2 separate regions of the Homo sapiens genome follow, and region 1 is linked to region 2. The links are chromatin loops, found by intact Hi-C in ENCODE. Cell type or tissue: CD4-positive, alpha-beta T cell. All regions are shown on one strand. Each heading gives the region's core, and the rest is flanking DNA. Links, peaks and the distances in the headings are about the cores only.

Region 1 (8,571 bases), core at 3,950-6,449, 160 kb before region 2:
AAAAGGAAAAAAAAAGCCCTCTGAATTTGTAGGAATCCTCTGACTTGGTCTAAATGCCACTAACATAAGTGCTATGTGGATACAAAGGAAGTAACTGAGGAATATTCCTCGGGAAAAGTTGGCTTAGAAGGTTCCTGGGTCCCTGCTGGTGTCAGGATCAGTTCAGCCCTCTTTGGGGTCCTACACTCAGATATATTCATTCTCTCCTCTGTGTCTGTCTGTTGCTCTAGTGCCTGATGTACATGTTAATTTATTTGTATTGGGTCTCACAAACTCGATTAAAAAAAAAAATCCAAAACCTGAAAATTGTTCTTGGTAATTTGACTAGACAGGAGGAGACTAAGCAGGTGCTTTGTAATCTATGTAAAATGTGAGTGCCAAAGTTCAGAGAGGTCAGTCCACCTAGGGAGAAGTAGTTGTTATGGTAGATTCATGGGATCCATGTGGGTCAGGGGAAAATCAAGATGGAGCAGGTGGCCGGGTGTTGTGGCTCAAGCCTGTAATCCCAGAACTTTGGGAGGCCGAGGCAGGATCGCTTGAGCCCAGGAATTTGAGACAACAGTCTGGGCAACAAAGCAAGACCTCGTCCCCTCAAGTCCCCCAAAAAAATTAAAAAGAAAAGATGGAGCACTAGGCTTGGCACAAAGCCATGATGGTAACATGGTGACAACAGCAGTGGTGATACTCACAGCTGCCATTTATCTAGCATTTATTATGTGCCAGGGTTGGTTGTAAATGGCAGTAAAAGGCAGAGCCAGAAATCTACAGGTTCCAAGGAATGATATACACCCAGTTTCTAGCAGTCTTCCTTTTCTTCTTTCCCAAATGAGGGAAAATGATGACCTCTATCTTTGCCTTATGTGTTAGCTGTATACGACTCTGATAACAACAACAATAATAATAATAATAATGGTAGTGATAATAAAGTAGTATAAAATGAAAGTAATAATGTAAACATGCCCCCATATACTGCCTAATTATAGTAATATATAATTATATAGTAATATGTACTTGTAATATAACTAATATCTACAGTAGATAATTACCCTCTGTAGATATTTAACAAATCTTCATCTGTTGCAAGTCATTCAACAAGTATTTATTGAGTGCTAGTAAATACATGATTTTCTGCTATCTGAGATCAAGCGATAAACAGTCACAGTCCCTGCCCTTATGTATTTTTGTTGTTTTGTTGCTGTTTTTCCATAAGGAGAGGTATTATGTTTTGTGTATAGAGCGGTTCAGACAATCATAATGCTTGATTCCAAATCAGAAGACCCAGATGCTAGTTTTTGGTTTGATAGCCAGTCACTTTAATTTCTTAGTGTCATCTACACTACATCATGAACAAATAAGGTGTTAGACTAGATTTTTACGAGCTCTGCCAGCTGTAACATTTCATTATTTGGTTTAGAGTCTGTGACATCCAGTGTTGGGAGGGCAATTTGGCTGACTGGATATAAAAGGGCAGCCTTTAGTTTTGCCTACAACCTCACCATTATTTGGTCTATCAAGTCTTTTTCATCTTGTTTAATGGTAGTCAAATCTTCAGAAACCTGGCTTTTTATATCTAAACTAATATAAAAATGATAATGGTAAGAAATCTAATTTAGTTATCTTTTTTTTTTCTGGAAAAGGAAACCATCAACAACAACAACACACACACACACACACACACACACACACACACACACCACATGATTGCTTGCTTGCTTAGGGAGGAATCAGAGCTTCAAAAGTGAGCTGATTCCAGCCACCAGCTGTCATCATATGAGGAGCTCTTGTGAGTTGATCGCCCATGAAAGAGGTAAGTTATCCTTTCTCTTCACTAATCTACATCTGTAGTATATTCAATACTTACCCATCCTTTATCCTTTACCGTGTGGTTTTCCATGGCTTCATGAAATGCTTTAGCCAGACAGGTCAAGGTTTAAAGGTGGTTTTCTTTGTTTTGTTTCATTTCGTTTGCAATGAAAGTTAATTGCTAATTGAAAGTTAATTGATTTTTCTAGGAATGAGCCTCTAAACATGGCCACAGCTCAGTGATACTGACCAACCAGACATACCTTTGCTGGACCTATGCAAACATGAAACAGGTAAAGAGAAGTGAGTATGTGGCATTCATCAGAGAAATAAGACCAATGCGAATTTTGTAAGCAGTATACAGGCCTGTCGAACATGATTACTTGGAAAATTACTAACTAAACCTTTTTTTAGCCTTTTCACATTCAGTTAAGATTTCATGAAGAGTTGTAAGAGAAAAGCTTTTCCAGACCCAGCCATGAGTACTCTGCTTTACTCAGAAGAACCACAAACTTTGAACAGCTTGATAATCCAGCATTTCTGAAACTTTTCTTTGCATGTGTGTCACTGAGGTATCTTATTAAAGCACATATTCTAATTCTTTGGTCTGAGATGGGGACTAAGATTCTGCATTTCTAACAACTTCCAAGTGATGCTAATGTGTTCCTGATGCTGGGACCCTATTTTAAGTAGCAAAGGTCTTGTTGGAATCAACCCAACCAATGGAAGGCAAACAATCACAATTCTTGACTGTGAGTTTTGGACAATGATTGTCTATGTTCAGATGGAATTTTATGAAGCTAAACGTTACCTTTGGCCTGTATAGTGAGTATACTACAACTCAAGTGGAGGGGTGTGTGTTCATATTTTCTCTCAAAAACAAAGCTGAAAAGCCAATGGGCACATGGGCAGCAAGGAGAAGGATGCTAGAATAAAATCTTATTGCAAAAAGGTGGAGATCAATAATCTGCAGCTATTTCTTTTTCTTTCTTTCTTTTTTTTTTCTGAGACAAGGTTTCACTCTGTCACCTAGCCTGGAGTGCACTGGCGCAATCATCACTCACCACAGCCTCGAACTCCTGGGCTCAAGTGATCCTCTTACCTCACCCTCCCAAGTATCTGGACTACAGGCTTCATGAAATACTTTAGCCAGACAGGTCAGGGTTTAAAGGTGCGCCACTACAGGCAAGCACCACTATACCCAGCTAATTTTTAAAATTTTTTTTAAAGAGACACAGGTCTCACTTTGTGCCCAGGCTGGTCTCAAACTCCTGGCCTCAAGCAATCCTCCTACCTCGGCCTCCCAAAGTGCTGGGATTACAGGCATGAGCCATGGCCCCTAGCCCTATTTCTAATGTATGAATAACCTGTTCTCAAGTTATCTTAAGAAATAAAGTATTTCTTTTTTGAAATAAATAAAAAGTAGCTATACAGACCACATTAAAATGAATTACTTTCACTTGAATTAATGGTAGGAAAATTTAGGATAACAAATAAATAAGGAACAATCAGAAAAGAGCTATTTCTCTTGAAGATGGGATTCACTCATTCAACAATTTATTGAGCCCTTTGCAAAGGGGCCAGGTGCTGTGCTGGGTGCTGGAGATACAGAGGCAGCCCCCTCTGTCAAAGTCTCACATTCATTTGGGGGATAGTGACTCAAAACAATTCTTAAAATGAATTAAACTGTGATCTCTGAAGGAGAAATGGAGCATTTTGAGAACATTTGAACTGGAGTGTTGACTTGATTGGGATGTGAAGGAAGGCCTCCCCAAAAAGTGATGTATGAGGTGAGAGCTGAGGGATGCTGGAATTAAGCAGGGGTATGAGGCACAGAAGGTTAGAAGGAGCTTGGGCCATGTGTGGGGTCGTCCAAATATCCTATACATAGTCTCCCCTGATCTGGGGCCTGACAGAGCGAGTCTTGGCATAATTAATGCTGATGCTGGAGACTGCCCAGCCTGGTGTCACCCATAGAAACAGACACACTCCCTGTGGTCCTTGTGGGCCACTGTGCACTGGGGAGCTATCCAGCCTACTCCTTACTTCCACTCCCCCGAATCTTGTCCTTAAGCTGTAGCCTATGAGACATACCTGCTTTTTAAATTCATTTTTCTTATAAGTAACATATAGATTGTATTATGATGATAAAATGATACTTTGAACACATTCTCTTATATTATGTTTAAGAAATGAGCTCCCCAGTTTTTGCTGACTTCCAACCAGGTTTGGGAAACTCTACCCCATGTGGAACGGGCAGGAGTTTGGAGAGTGTGGAATCGGTTAAATCTCTGTGGCCCTTGACAGACTTTGTCCAGGAACACATTTGGTGTTCAGAATAGTGAGCAGCACTCACTGAGGCTCAGAGAAATGAGCTTGCCCAATGTCATGGCGACTGGTGAATAGTGATAAACCTAGCACTGGGTACTCATTTTTCCAGGTACTTAACATCTCATTATCTCAAGTGTCCTGCTTGGCTTTGCTGTCTCAGAAGCTCCCCCAAGCCTGTCACCTTCTGAATTCCCCTTACACCCAGCCTGTGGATCCAGAGGGGGCTTTTTCATGCCTAACATGTTACCGAAACACAAGGGGTTCGGCTTAGGTCCTGCTGCTCACGGCACAGAAAGCCAATCACTGACCCAACAATTATTGCCAAAGAAGTAGGCTTTAATTGGGTGCTGCAGCTGAGGAGATGGGAGGTCAGCCTCAAATCATCTCCCTGGGAGAGGAGTCTCAAATTCATCTCCCTGACCAGCTAAAATTAGGGGTTTATACAGCAGGGAAGGAATGTAACTGTGTGAGAAAACAGGAACTCGGGAAGGGTCAGGAAGCAATCATGATGAATGAGGGGCCTGGAGTTTCTAGTCTGGATGCAATGATCTGGTGAGTTTCAGATCTTTGATACTTTTTTTTTTTTTTTTTTGGAGAGGCCTGGTTGTCCTTTCCTGGAGAAAGAAACTCTGAAATTCTGATAAAAACAAATGTAAGTTTCAAGCTTTAAGGTCATAAGGGTCAATTTCTATGTTTATCCAAAACAAAAAACAAAAAACACCCAAAACTGTCGATGGGACTATTGGGTTGGTTTCAAAGTCAGATATTACTGCCCCCCGGACTCAGTCTCTTTATTTATTATAAATAATATAAACTTTATTGTAGGGGACAGTGGGGAAAGGGAATACTCACGAGTCTGCGAATCCTTGGGTCATGGAGAAACCAGGTAGTGTTCTTCTCTTCCTTTCTTTTTCTCTTTTCATCCTTATTCATTGGGTACATTTTTCCTGCCCCACGGCAAGACCCTAAGATGTGGAACTGCCTGAAGTGAGCAATCTGACCACCAGGGGGCAGCATGAGTCCATCGCTTTGTCTGAAAACAGACAGGTCCTAGTCAGCGGCCCTCCTCTCCAAGCAAGCTGAGTCTGCACGTTGGAGTCATCTGATGAGCTTTTAGAAAACTGCAGGTGGGTGGGCTCACTTCAATTGCCATCTCCTGTCTTCGGGAGTGGGGCGTGGACATCGCCATTATTTAAAAGTTCCTCAGGTGAGTCTGATGCACAACGTTGAAAACCACTCGGAGAGGACTGAATCTGTGAAAACTGTAAAGGCTTCTAGGAATCAGCCAGCCCAGCCCATGTGTTTCCATTTTGCAGCTTCAGGAGCTGAGGCCCAGAGATAGAAACAGTAGGCTTAGGGGTACTTGGAAGACAGCACCAGAACCCAGGACCCTAACATTCGGCCCAGTTCTCCTTCTTCTCTGTAGCACGTGGTCGTCCATATTTCGGCTGGGCCTGGGCATCAGAGGACACCAGGGACCACTCCTCCCCTCCCCTCCGAGAGCAGAGTGGTGCAGTCCCTCCTGGCTTAAGGAGCTCCTCACTGACAGGAGAATTCAGAACTGGCCTGCAGAAATCAACTGGAGAACCTCCCAACCACGTGTGCATGAGGTTCAATGCCCGTGCGTTTCAGGAGACGTGAGGATGGGGAGAGTGAGGTAGTGAGGACAGCCACAGTCCAGTCAAGGAGGGCTTCCTGGAGATGAGGCAGGAGGAGGAGATTGGTTGGATTTCAATGACCCATGAACGGTGGGGGCCACATTTCAAACCAAACCAGAGGATCAGGAGAAGTAATGGGTGTTCATGGGGCCACAGGTACGAGTGGGGGAAGGTGAGGGCCAGACAGCAGAGGAAGTTAACACTGTGGAGACGGAAGAGGGCACAACACCAGAGTACAGACCTTGACTCCCAGACAGAGGATTCAAGGCCCTTTATGGAATCTTCTAGATCTCGGCCTGGATGCCTGAAGAAGCACGAGAGGTGTCTGAGCCTGGGAGGGACGCCTGTGAGCTGGGCCTTAGAAAGACACCCCTGGGGGCAGCCAGACTGGAGGCCCAGAGGGAGGCAGCACCCGGGGCTACTTTAGGATCATGCTTTCCAGATCCTCCCAACACAGAAAAGAGGTGGCTTTTGGAAGGTGTCCAGAGGTATTTGTGGAGTAGAATGGAATACTGAAGTAGAAGAATGCCCTTAACGGTGGGCTGTGGAGGGGGACAGGGCCAGAGAAAAGATTGGGAATAGAAGTTTGGTGAGCAGCAGGGACTCCATACTGGGGGCGTTTCTAGGTCTGACAGTTTCGGGGAACATCACGACCCCACGGGATAGTGGTGTTCAGAGTGAAGAGACATCCCTCTCTCTTCTCCTCTTTCTCCAGGCAGGACATTCTTGGGGAGCCCCAAAAACCCCGACCTGAGAAAGCTCTAGAAGCACAGCATTAGCTCACCACCCACCCCGTACGTCTTGAGTGCTTTGCGATACCACAGGGTTGTCTGTGACACGTCCAGCCCAGCACTGCCCTGCTCTGCCTGCCTGTCTTTGGGAGGATGGATCTGAGGTTCATGAACACTCCACTTCTCCTCTTGTAGGATTCTCTCCAGTAAAGCCTCCCCTGCATTTTATACCACATGGTACCGGAGAGGGTTGCCTTTGTCCTTTTTCCATGACACCTGGCCACCACACAGGCACATCATTTTCCCAATGCTGGGTGTTCTTGGAAGAGGCCTTGTTCCCTAATACTGAGTGTTTTTGGAAGAGTCCTTGTTCCTGATGCTGGGCATTTCTGGAAGAGGCCTTTTTCACTGGGGCCTCCCTAAGCATGGGTGGGTAATAATTTGTTCCTAAACATCCTGGCAGGTCCCAGCGTTTTTATATGGTTGGTATGGGGAGAAATGAGAGTAGGTAATGGATGCTAGCCTCTGTCTGCAAGGCGATACACACTTTTCAAAGCATCATGTCCACTCTCTTTTGTGGTTCACCACAGCCTTCTGAAGTAAAGAGGAAACAGCTGGCAGGGATGATCCCATCTACCTGCCCAGCCAATCCAGCAGAGAAAGGTGTCCCTTTCCCCTAAGGAAGCACTGAGCGGGCATACTGGTTCCTCTTTTGGAGCATGCCCAGAAGAGGAGCTGGAGTCCCAGAACCATTAGGCATGAGAGAGTTACTCCAATAAAGGGCAAAGTTTTTGGATGTTTTGTATTGTATTTCTCAATGCTTTTTATTGGGCTTCTAAACACTTTACATTGTTCTTAGAGAAAAAAACTATAAAATCATCAAGAACAGGTGCAATAATAAAAGCAATAATGATAATGTGGGTAGCTATTCCTTCTCATATATTCGCCCTTTGCCAGGCCTGGTTCTAAGTGACAGTAAAAGGCCAGGCCAGAATTCCAGCTCAGATCTTATTCCTTACTTTTTATCACCTCACCTGTAAGGTTTTAACAGGTGTAGGATTTCAGCAGTAAGAATAATTTGATGTTAAACAAAGAATTCATGACATAGAAGGACAAAAAAAAATCCTATCCTTTTCCCCTAGGACTAAGGTGACCGCCATGATGAAAGACCAGATTCTCATGAAGAAACCGTTTGTGAAGGATTTTGATCAGGCAACATGGGCATGCAGGTTTAAACACAGCCCCCAGCCTTCCATGCCTGGCAAGCCACTTTCTCCTATGTTCATGCATGTCTAGATTTCTCAATGAAAAACGTAGTTGAACTCATGAAAGCCTATCTTTAAAAAATATTAAATAGCTAATCTTATAAACCCCTATACACAGTGTCAGTTCACTTTTTTCATAAAACATGCCTAGTGGAATGGCAACAACTGGGAAAAATTCAGAGCTCAGCATTTATGTATTGAAAATATCTCTTAAGTGGCTATAGGTGTTGGTTTATAAACTCCAGAAATAATTTATAAATAATTGTTTATATTTGCTTATATTAATACTTGTTTATAAACTCGATATTTTCATGTATTTATTTTTTAAGCTTTTTTGTTAAACATGTAAATGTGAATATTTGCAAATCTTCAATATGATTATGTTTGGGCCATCACCATCCAGTTCAAGATTTAGAACATTTCCAACACTTCCAAAGGTGCCCCTTCCCGTTCCATTCCATGCCCCCCGCCCAAGAGAACCACTGTTCTGACCTCTATTCCCACAGATTAGTTTAGCATATTCTTGAGCATATAAATGGAACCACACAGTATGTCATTTCTTGTGATAAGATTCTGTTGCTCTACATCATGACAGGGATTAATCCATACTGAGTATAATACAGTCATAAAACAGAATGCAGTACTGCAGGGGAAATGAATGAACTGCAGTTCTATACATCAATACAGACACAATCTCAAACATATAATATAGACATGAAAAATGATAGTTGCATAAAGTAAAAGTGAGGCAAGAGAAAAAGATAAACGTCTTTTAGGAATGAA
Region 2 (8,571 bases), core at 3,915-6,414:
AATTAGCAGTAATGGTTGCACAACTCTGTGAATATACTCAAGAATGCTTTAAATGGGTGCATTTTATAGTATGTGAATTATATCTCAATAAAGTTGTTACAAAAAACAACCAACCAGGCAGGGCGCGATGGCTCACATCTATAATTCCAGCACTTTGGAGGCCAAGACAGGTGGATCACCTGAGGTCAGGGGTTCGAGACCAGCTTGGCCAACATGGTAAAACCCTGTCTTACTAAAAATACAAAATTATTCAGGCGTGGTGGTGCATGCCTGTAATCCCAGCTACTCTGGAGGCTGAGGCAAGAGAATTGCCTGAACCTGGGAGGCAGAGGTTGCAGTGAGCCAAGATCGTGCCATTGCACTCCAGCCTGAGCGATGAGTAAAATTCCATCTCAAAAAAAAAGCAAACAAACAACAAACAAACAAAAACAATGAACTGAAACAACAAAATAGATCACCTTACTGCCCTATGGAGGAAAGGGAAAAAGGCTCATAGAAGGAGGAAAGTGGAAGCAGAGTGGCACAGAAGAAGCTGGTGCATTAAGGATTTTCTGGGGTGGAAAATTTAAAAAATAAAAAAGATAAATAATTAAATGTAAAAAAAAAAAGAAGCTACTGCAGCCATCAAAGCAACAAGTGACAGTGATTCACGTGGGGGTAGCGGTAAAGGAAGGGGGAATCATGGGGTTTCAGCTTGGGTACATGGGTGCAGGGTGGTGCAGTGTCCCATCCTCCATCAGCAAGAAATTCAGGTCTGGGTCCAAATGGAAAAACCCACACTGAATCATAATCCTAATGCTATGAGGTAGGTATGACTATCCCCATTTATAATTTTCTAAAACAGCTTTATTGAGGCCAGGCACGGTGGCTCATGCCTGTGATCCCAGCACTTCAGGAAGTCAAGGCGGGTGGATCACCTGAGGTCAGGAGTTTGAGACCAGCCTGTCCAACATGGCAAATCCCCGTCTCCCCATTGCTACTAAAAATACAAAAATTACCCGGGCATGGTGGCGGGCACCTGCAATCCCAGCAACTTGGGAGGCTGGGGTAGGAGAATGAATTGAACCCAGGAGGCAGAGGTTTCAGTGAGCCAAGATCGGCCACTGCATTCCATCCTGGGTAACAGAGACTCCATCTCAATCAATCAATCAATCAATCAATCAATCAATAAAACAGTTTTATTGAGATGTAATTGACATGCAATAACTGCACATATTTAAGGTGTACAATTCAAATAAAAAAATAAAGTGTACAACTTGATAAGTTTTTTAATTTTATTTTTTTAGAAATGGAGTCTCGCTATGTTGTCCAGGCTGGAGTACAATGACTACTCATAGGCACAAATATAGAGCACTACGGCCTTTAACTTCTGGGCTCAAGCAATTCTCCCACCTCAGCCTCTCGATTAGCTAGGACTACAGGTGCACACAACCACACCCAGCTTCCCTATTTACAATTGAATAAATGTGGTTCAAATAAGTGAAAATACACACCATAATAAACCTTACTGCTGTGGTTAATGACAGCCTAACTCATACCCAAGCTCTTTACTGTATACTATATAAGGAGACATTTTAAAGAGAAAAAAAAAAAGGAGGAAGAGAGAAAGAAATTGTAGGTACAATACTTCTAGTCAAGAAGGGGGGGTCAGGCATTCACATGTAACATTTTTGTCCCTTTGGTTTTGGCCTAGTATCTTGCACATACTGTCGTTAAGAGCCAGAGAACTCCCAAAATATTATCCTCAGCTTCCAGCCAATAGCCAGAGGTTGTTAATTCTTCCCAAATGTGTTTACAACTCTCTCCATTCACGATGCTGTGGCTTTCTTATTTCAGTGTCCCCTCATCTCTTGCAGGAGGTATTGCAACACCCTCCTAACTCTTCTCCCTGCATCCAGCCCTACCTACCACACCATCCCTTCCCCAGCACATTTGCGGTGGAGTGTGCACACACGCGCATGCACACGCACCCACACACACATACACACACCCATCCTTCTTGATCCCTTCTCCAGATGGGGTGCTCTTTCTAAAATGCAAACCTGTTCCATTCACCACCTTCCTTAAAACCCTTCAGAGATACCTACTGTGGCTCAGGATCAAGCTTAAAGTCCTTAACACAACCTCCACGGCCACTCACGAGCTTGAGCCTGCACACCTCTCCAGCATTTTCTTCATTCTCCCTCTCCATGCACACACCCTATGCCCTATGTGCCAGCCACACTAAACTACTTCCATTCCCCTGAATGTGCCATGCTCCACCGACCTCAGGTCTTTGCACATGCTGTTCCATTCCTGCCAACTGCTTGCATAGCTAACTCCTACATATCCTTTAGTCTTCCCTGACCCTCCAATTCAGGACCAGGTACCCTTCCCTGACCCTCCAATTCAGGACCAGGTACCAACCTCAGGGCACTCTGTACAGCCCCCATGAGCAGAGAGGGGTTAAGGGGTGACCAGCTGATCAACCACCTGGGGCAGAAATCTACAAGGGGGAATAAAAATCACAGGAGATGTAATAAGATTAGAAAAATTTTATCTCCTAGAATCCTGTCAGGATAGTACACTATGTGGTTAGAAATAATATGCTGATAAGTCCCTCAGGGTTGGGGGTAATGTGCCCCAAGGGGCATGCCTTCCAAGGGTGTCACCTCTGTTTTACTGTGGAGTGGTTGTTTGGTCCAGTGGGGAATGCGAATTTGGGGCCAGAGTGGAATTGCTCAGAACTTTGGGTGTCAGGCCTCCTTTCTTCGCCCTTCCCTCCTGACAGGGTCCCAACATATAATATATATGTCTAGTGTATATGCTAGAAAGCTCTAGAGGAAGGGAAAGTACCACCAAAAAACTCTGGTGGGTGAGCAGCAGTCCTGCCTCCGCAAGTGCTCAGCCTCTTCCGTTTTAAAAACTGAATAAATGGCCAAGTGTGGTGGCTCATGCCTGTAATCTCAACACTTTGGAAGGCCAAGGTGGAAGGACTGCTTGAGCCCAGGAGTTCAAGATCAGCCTGGGCAACATAGCGAGACCCCATCTCTACAAAAATTGTAAAAACTAGCCAGGTGTGGTGGCGCATGCCTGTGGTCCCAGTTACTTGGGAGGCTGAAGTGGGAGGATCGCTTGAGTCTAGGAGGTTGAGTCTGCCGTAAGCCATGATGGCACCACTGCACTCCAGCCTAGATGACAGAGCGAGACTCTGTTACAAAAAAACCCAAAACTGAATAAAGATTTACAGCACATTGATTCGATAAAATTTCTATTTATTAACCTGTCCAGGTGCTCACATATTTCAGTCTGGATGCACCCATCAAAGCATCCATCACATAATAGTAACTTACCTGTGGCCCTGCTGGAAAGTCTGTACCATGATAATCATTAACATTTGAGTGGTTAATGCCAAGTGTTAATTCACTTAGTTATCAAAATAATTCCTTCGGGTGAATGCTATTTTCACTCCCGTTTTATAGTTGAGGAAACTGAGGCATAACAAAGTAAAGTAATTGGCAGGGCTGGATTTCAAACCCAGACAGTCTAGCTCTACCTGGTGCTCCAACCAGAATGATACACTCCCCCTTAGGATGGGACTGAGTCCTTTTACCTGAAACAGCCTCTGCAGCCAAGCACAGACCTAACACACAGAAAAATTTAATAAATGTTAGTTGAATGAATCTTCAATTAGTAGAAGACTGTTTATTCATTTCTTCAGTAAATATTTATCAAGTGCCTTCTATGTGGCCAGCACTATTCTGGGCACTGGCACAAAGTGGTGACAAGACCGCTGCAAGCCTGAGTGGCCTCTTGTTCAGCCTGACACACGATGCAGAAACTCCTTCTCCCACATTCCCACCTGATGGCCATCCCACCTCTGGTTCAGGAGATGGAAAGGCGATTGCTGTTAGATTCTTGTTTGTTTAAGAGACTGGCCTTCCTTGGCCTTCCACTTGAAGAAGCACAAACTTGCACTACAACCTCATGCCTATAACAGCCTTTTACATCTTGCAAGATAGTTCTAGCTCCTTCAGGTCTTCTTTATTCTAGGCTAGACTAAGCTTCCTCAGTTCCTTCATCAGTTCATGCTCTGATTACATTTCTGCAGGAGACAGCTTTCATTTACTTACTCATCCATTCATTTAAACTTTGCTTGCTGGGTGTGGTGGCTCAGTCTGTAGTCCCAGCACTTTGGGAGGCCAAGGCAGGCAGATCGCTTGAGCTCAGCAGTTTGAGACCAACCTGGGCGACATGGCAAAACCCTGTCTCTACTAAAAATAAAAAAATTAGCCAGGTGTGGTGGTGTGTGCCTGTAGTACCAGCTACTCAGGAGGCTGAGGCAGGAGGATCTCTTAAGCCTGGCAGACAGAGGTTGCAGTGAGCCAAGATCGTGCCACTGCACTCCAGCCTGGACCACAGAGCCAGACCCTATCTCAAAAAAAGCTTTACTAATGACTTACTATTAATATGTACCAGGTACTTTGCTAGGCCCTATGAATACAGAAATGAAGGGCATGGTTTCTTCCCTCAAGAAACGCATGGTCCACTGGGAGAATGAGGCATTTAGGGAAATAATTTCAACATTTCCTAGGTGACAAGTATAATAGAGATACAGTTATACTGAGTAGAACCACTCAGTGCTACAACTAGACTTTAAGCCGGCCACTCTGGGATCATTCAGTGTGGCCATGTTTATCTTGCATAGTGACCACGAGAATGAAAAGAAGAGCTAGGAAATAAATATCTCCACTGTCCTGATCTGAGTGTTGTCATTTAAAGGATGCAGTCCAGAACTGTAACTGATTTATTTAGCAGGTGGCTAACTTAAAAAAAAAAACCCTAGTATTAATTTCATGAAATGTTATCAGGCCCATCCTACACTAATGAAATGAGAGATAGATGAGAGATAGGCAGATAGATAGATAGATAGATAGATAGATAGATAGATAGAGAGATAGATAGATAGATGGATAAACATTTTGCATGTTTCATCCCTGGTAAATATCCTCTTATTTCAGTCTAGCAAAGCTCTCATATACAATACCAGGCCTTAGGAATCAAGGTCCAATTTCCAGCTCCATTATTTCAACCTCCAAGACCTACCTCATAGGTCTGTTGAGGGCATTAAAAGAAACAATGAATGAAATGATCTGGCACGTTGTAAGCCCCATAGTTGGTGCTCAATAAATGCTAGTAATATTTACTTGTGGCTTACTGGTTCCTCAAGATTCCTTAAAATCTGAATCTGGACACCCAATGTATGAGGCTGCGCTTCAGCTTCATGTCAGCTGCAAACCTGACAGGGTGTCTTCTAATTTTCAATAATCACTCCACTCCCAACTCCATTCCTCATCCGCATCTGCTTCCCTTCCATTTCCATCTTTGCTCGGCCCAAGTATCAGGCGCTATCTCAGAAGGTTGACAAACCAGCATTGCCACCTGGAGGACAGCATGAGAATCTGGGTGAGAGAACAATTTTATGGCACCAGATAAACCAACTCAGCTGTTCTGTGCCGGCACTAACGAGGCCAAGTTCAGAGGTTCATCCCCCAAAGGGGCCAATTAGCTTTACACTGAGAGGCACTCCGGAGTGCAGCCCCAGCCTCTAACCTTGGCCCCCAAGTTACACGTGTGTGGCTGTTGGTTAGAAGTGAATTCATCAATCCAATCCCATTTTTCATAATTTCTTTAAAACCCAGTTGTAAGGCAGCGTGGAAACAACAAAAATGCACAAGACCTTCTCCTTCCTCTTAAAGAAGCTTCAGCCTGCAACAGTGTTTCCCCAAATGAATCCTGAGACATTAATAGGAGTTATGAGAATAAGTGGCTCCAGTGTTAAATCAGTTTGGAAAACACTGATCTAATCAAAGTCGAGGAGCTTGTTTACGAAAGGGCTTTGCAGAGCTTGCTACATGCTAATATGCACGTGCTAATTTTCCAAGAAGGAAATGCAGTGTGCAGAGCTTCACAGATTTGGACAGCCATGGGCATCCGCACCTTTAAAAAAAAAAAAGAGGCCGGGCGCGGTGGCTCACACTTGTAATCCCAGCACTTTGGAAGGCCGAGGCGGGCGGATCATGAGGTCAGGAGATCAAGACCATCCTGGCTGACACGGTGAAACCCTGTCTCTACTAAAAAAAATACAAAAACTCAGCCGGGCGTGGTAGCGGGCGCCTGTAGTCCCAGCTACTCGGGAGGCTGAGGCAGGAGAATGGCGTGAACCTGGGAGGCGGAGTTTGCAGTGAGCCGAGATCGCGCCACTGCACTCCAGCCTGGGCGAGAGAGCGAGACTCCGTCTCAAAAAAAAAAAAAAAGAAAAGAAAAGAAAAAGAAAAGAAAAGAAAAAAGAAAAGAATAGTAACGAATCTACTGGCCCAGGATATGGCTACTTTCAATGGAACATCTATTTTAAGAAGCAATTCATCCATGGCAAAGGTTCACAGTCTATTGCTAAGTTTAAAAAACCAGGAAGGGGGAAGCATACTGTAGAACAATATCGCGTTTTGAAAAGATAGAAAAAGATGTACATATACTTGGGAGAATAAAAAACAAAAAGACACAAACCAAAATGTTAGCAGCTGTGATCTTTTTGTTGGGAGTGGTAGTTGTTTTTCTGTGCTCTGCTTTTTAAGTTTTCTGCCGTAAACATACAGCACGTGTTAATTTTAAAATGAAACCACCGGCCAGGCGTGGTGGCTCATGTCTGTAATCCCAGCACTTTAGGAGGCCGAGGTGGGCAGATCACCTGAGGTCAGGAGTTCGAGACCAGCCTAGCCAAAATGGCGAAACCCCGTCTCTACTACAAATACAAAAATTAGCCAGGTGTGGTGGCATACACCTATAATCCCAGGTACTCGGGAGGCTGAGGCAGGAGAATGGCGTGAACCTGGGAGGCGGAGTTTGCAGTGAGCCGAGATCGCACCACCGCACTCCAGCCTGGGCGACAGAGCGAGATTCCGTCTCAACTAAAAAAAAAAAAAAAAAAAAAAAAAAAAAGAGGAAGAAGAAAAGAATAGTAACGAATCTACCGGCCCAGGATATGGCTACTTTCAATGGAACATCTATTTTAAGAAGCAATTCATCCATGGGAAAGATTCACAGTCTATTGCTAAGTTTAAAAAACCAGGAAGGGGGAAGCATACTGTAGAACAGTATCACATTTTGAAAAGATAGAAAAAGATGTACATATACTTGGGAGAATAAAAAACAAAAAGACACAAACCAAAATGTTAGCAGCTGCGATCTTTTTGTTGGAGTGGTGGTTGTTTTTCTCTGCTCTGCTTTTTAAGTTTTCTGCCGTAAAGGTACAGCACGTGTTAATTTTAAAATAAAACTACCGGCCAGGCATGGTGGCTCATGCCTGTAATCCCAGCACTTTAGGAGGCCAAGGTGGGCAGATCACCTGAGGTCAGGAGTTTGAGACCAGCCTGGCCAACATGGCGAAACCCCGTCTCTACTAAAAATACAAAAATTAGCCAGGCATCGTGGCATGCACCTATAATCCCAGCTACTCGGGAGGCTGAGGCAGGAGAATCGCTTGAACCCTGGAGGTGGAGGTTGCAGTGAGCCAAGATCATGCCACTGCACTCCAGCCTGGGTGACACAGCAAGACTCCATCTCAAAAACATTTAAAAATGTAAAAAATTAAAAAATAAAACCACAAAGCCCTTGTTTTAGGACAGTGTACCATCTTCATATGACTATTATTGTGGAATGCAAATGTTTCTTACTTACAATGGGGTTACATCTTGATAAACTAAGTTGAAAATATCCTAAGTCAAAAATGCATTTAAAACTGGGCGCAGTGGCTCAGGCTTGTAATCCCAGCACTTTGGAAGGCCAAGGCGGGCAGATCACAAGGTCAGGCGATCAAGACCATCCTGGCTAACAAGGTGAAACCCCGTCTCTACTAAAAATACAAAAAAAATTAGCCGGGGGCCTGTAGTCCCAGCTACTCAGGAGGCTGAGGCAGGAGAATGGCGTGAACCCAGGAGGCGGAGCTTGCAGTGAATGGCGATGGCGCCACTGCACTCCAGCCTGGGCGATGGAGCGAGACTCCATCTCAAAATAAATAAATAAATAAATAATAAATTTTAAAAATGCATTTAGTACACCTAAGCTACTGAACATCATAGCTTAGCCTAGTCTACTCAGACATGCTCAGAACACTTACATCAGCCTACAGTTAAGCAATATCATCTAACACGAAGCCAATTTTATAATAAAGTGTTGAATATCTCATTTCCATTTTAACATTACCAAAAGTGAAAAACAGAATGGTTGCATGGGTACTTGAAGTATGGTTGCTGCTGAACGTGTATCGCTTTCACACCACTGCAAAGTTGAAAAATTCTAAATGGAACCATCATAAGTCAGGGACCATCTACACTCCTAAGAGCTAATATTTAGTGAAGAATAACTAAATTCCTGGATTATGAATTGCCTAGACTATTTCATCTAAACTTCATGTAAATCTTATAAGACAAGGTACCATTTTCTTGCCCCAATTTAAAGATGAAGGGCCAGGCGTGGTGGCTCACGCCTGTAATCCTAGCACTTTCAGAGGCTAGGATCACCTGAGGTGAGGAG

Evidence for each region. Hi-C counts contacts between places; a loop is a spot of excess contacts. Peaks named below come from ENCODE experiments on the same cell type or tissue, not always from the same donor. Only the 100,000 strongest peaks of a DNase experiment are listed, where the experiment ranks them.
Region 1: it touches region 2 in a loop (2.5-fold over the local background); 24 of 110 quality-filtered maps call a loop at or near these places.

The regions. Positions count from the first base shown.
Region 1 is chr11:33,803,280-33,811,850 of GRCh38, forward strand. It overlaps LINC02722 (long intergenic non-protein coding RNA 2722), which reads left to right and starts at 1,489. Exons shown (of 3, transcript NR_187444.1): 1 at 1,489-1,595; 2 at 1,718-1,807; 3 at 2,013-2,401. In CD4-positive, alpha-beta T cell, for the core only: CTCF peaks have their summits at 5,131 (motif pointing right) and 5,332; a DNase peak (open chromatin) is centred at 5,162.
Region 2 is chr11:33,965,791-33,974,361 of GRCh38, forward strand. No RefSeq gene overlaps it. Among named protein-coding and RNA genes, the nearest start is that of LMO2, 78 kb to the left of the region's middle. RefSeq lists silencers at 3,832-4,126, 5,272-5,566. In CD4-positive, alpha-beta T cell, for the core only: no CTCF peak of the experiment used is centred there; a DNase peak (open chromatin) is centred at 5,421.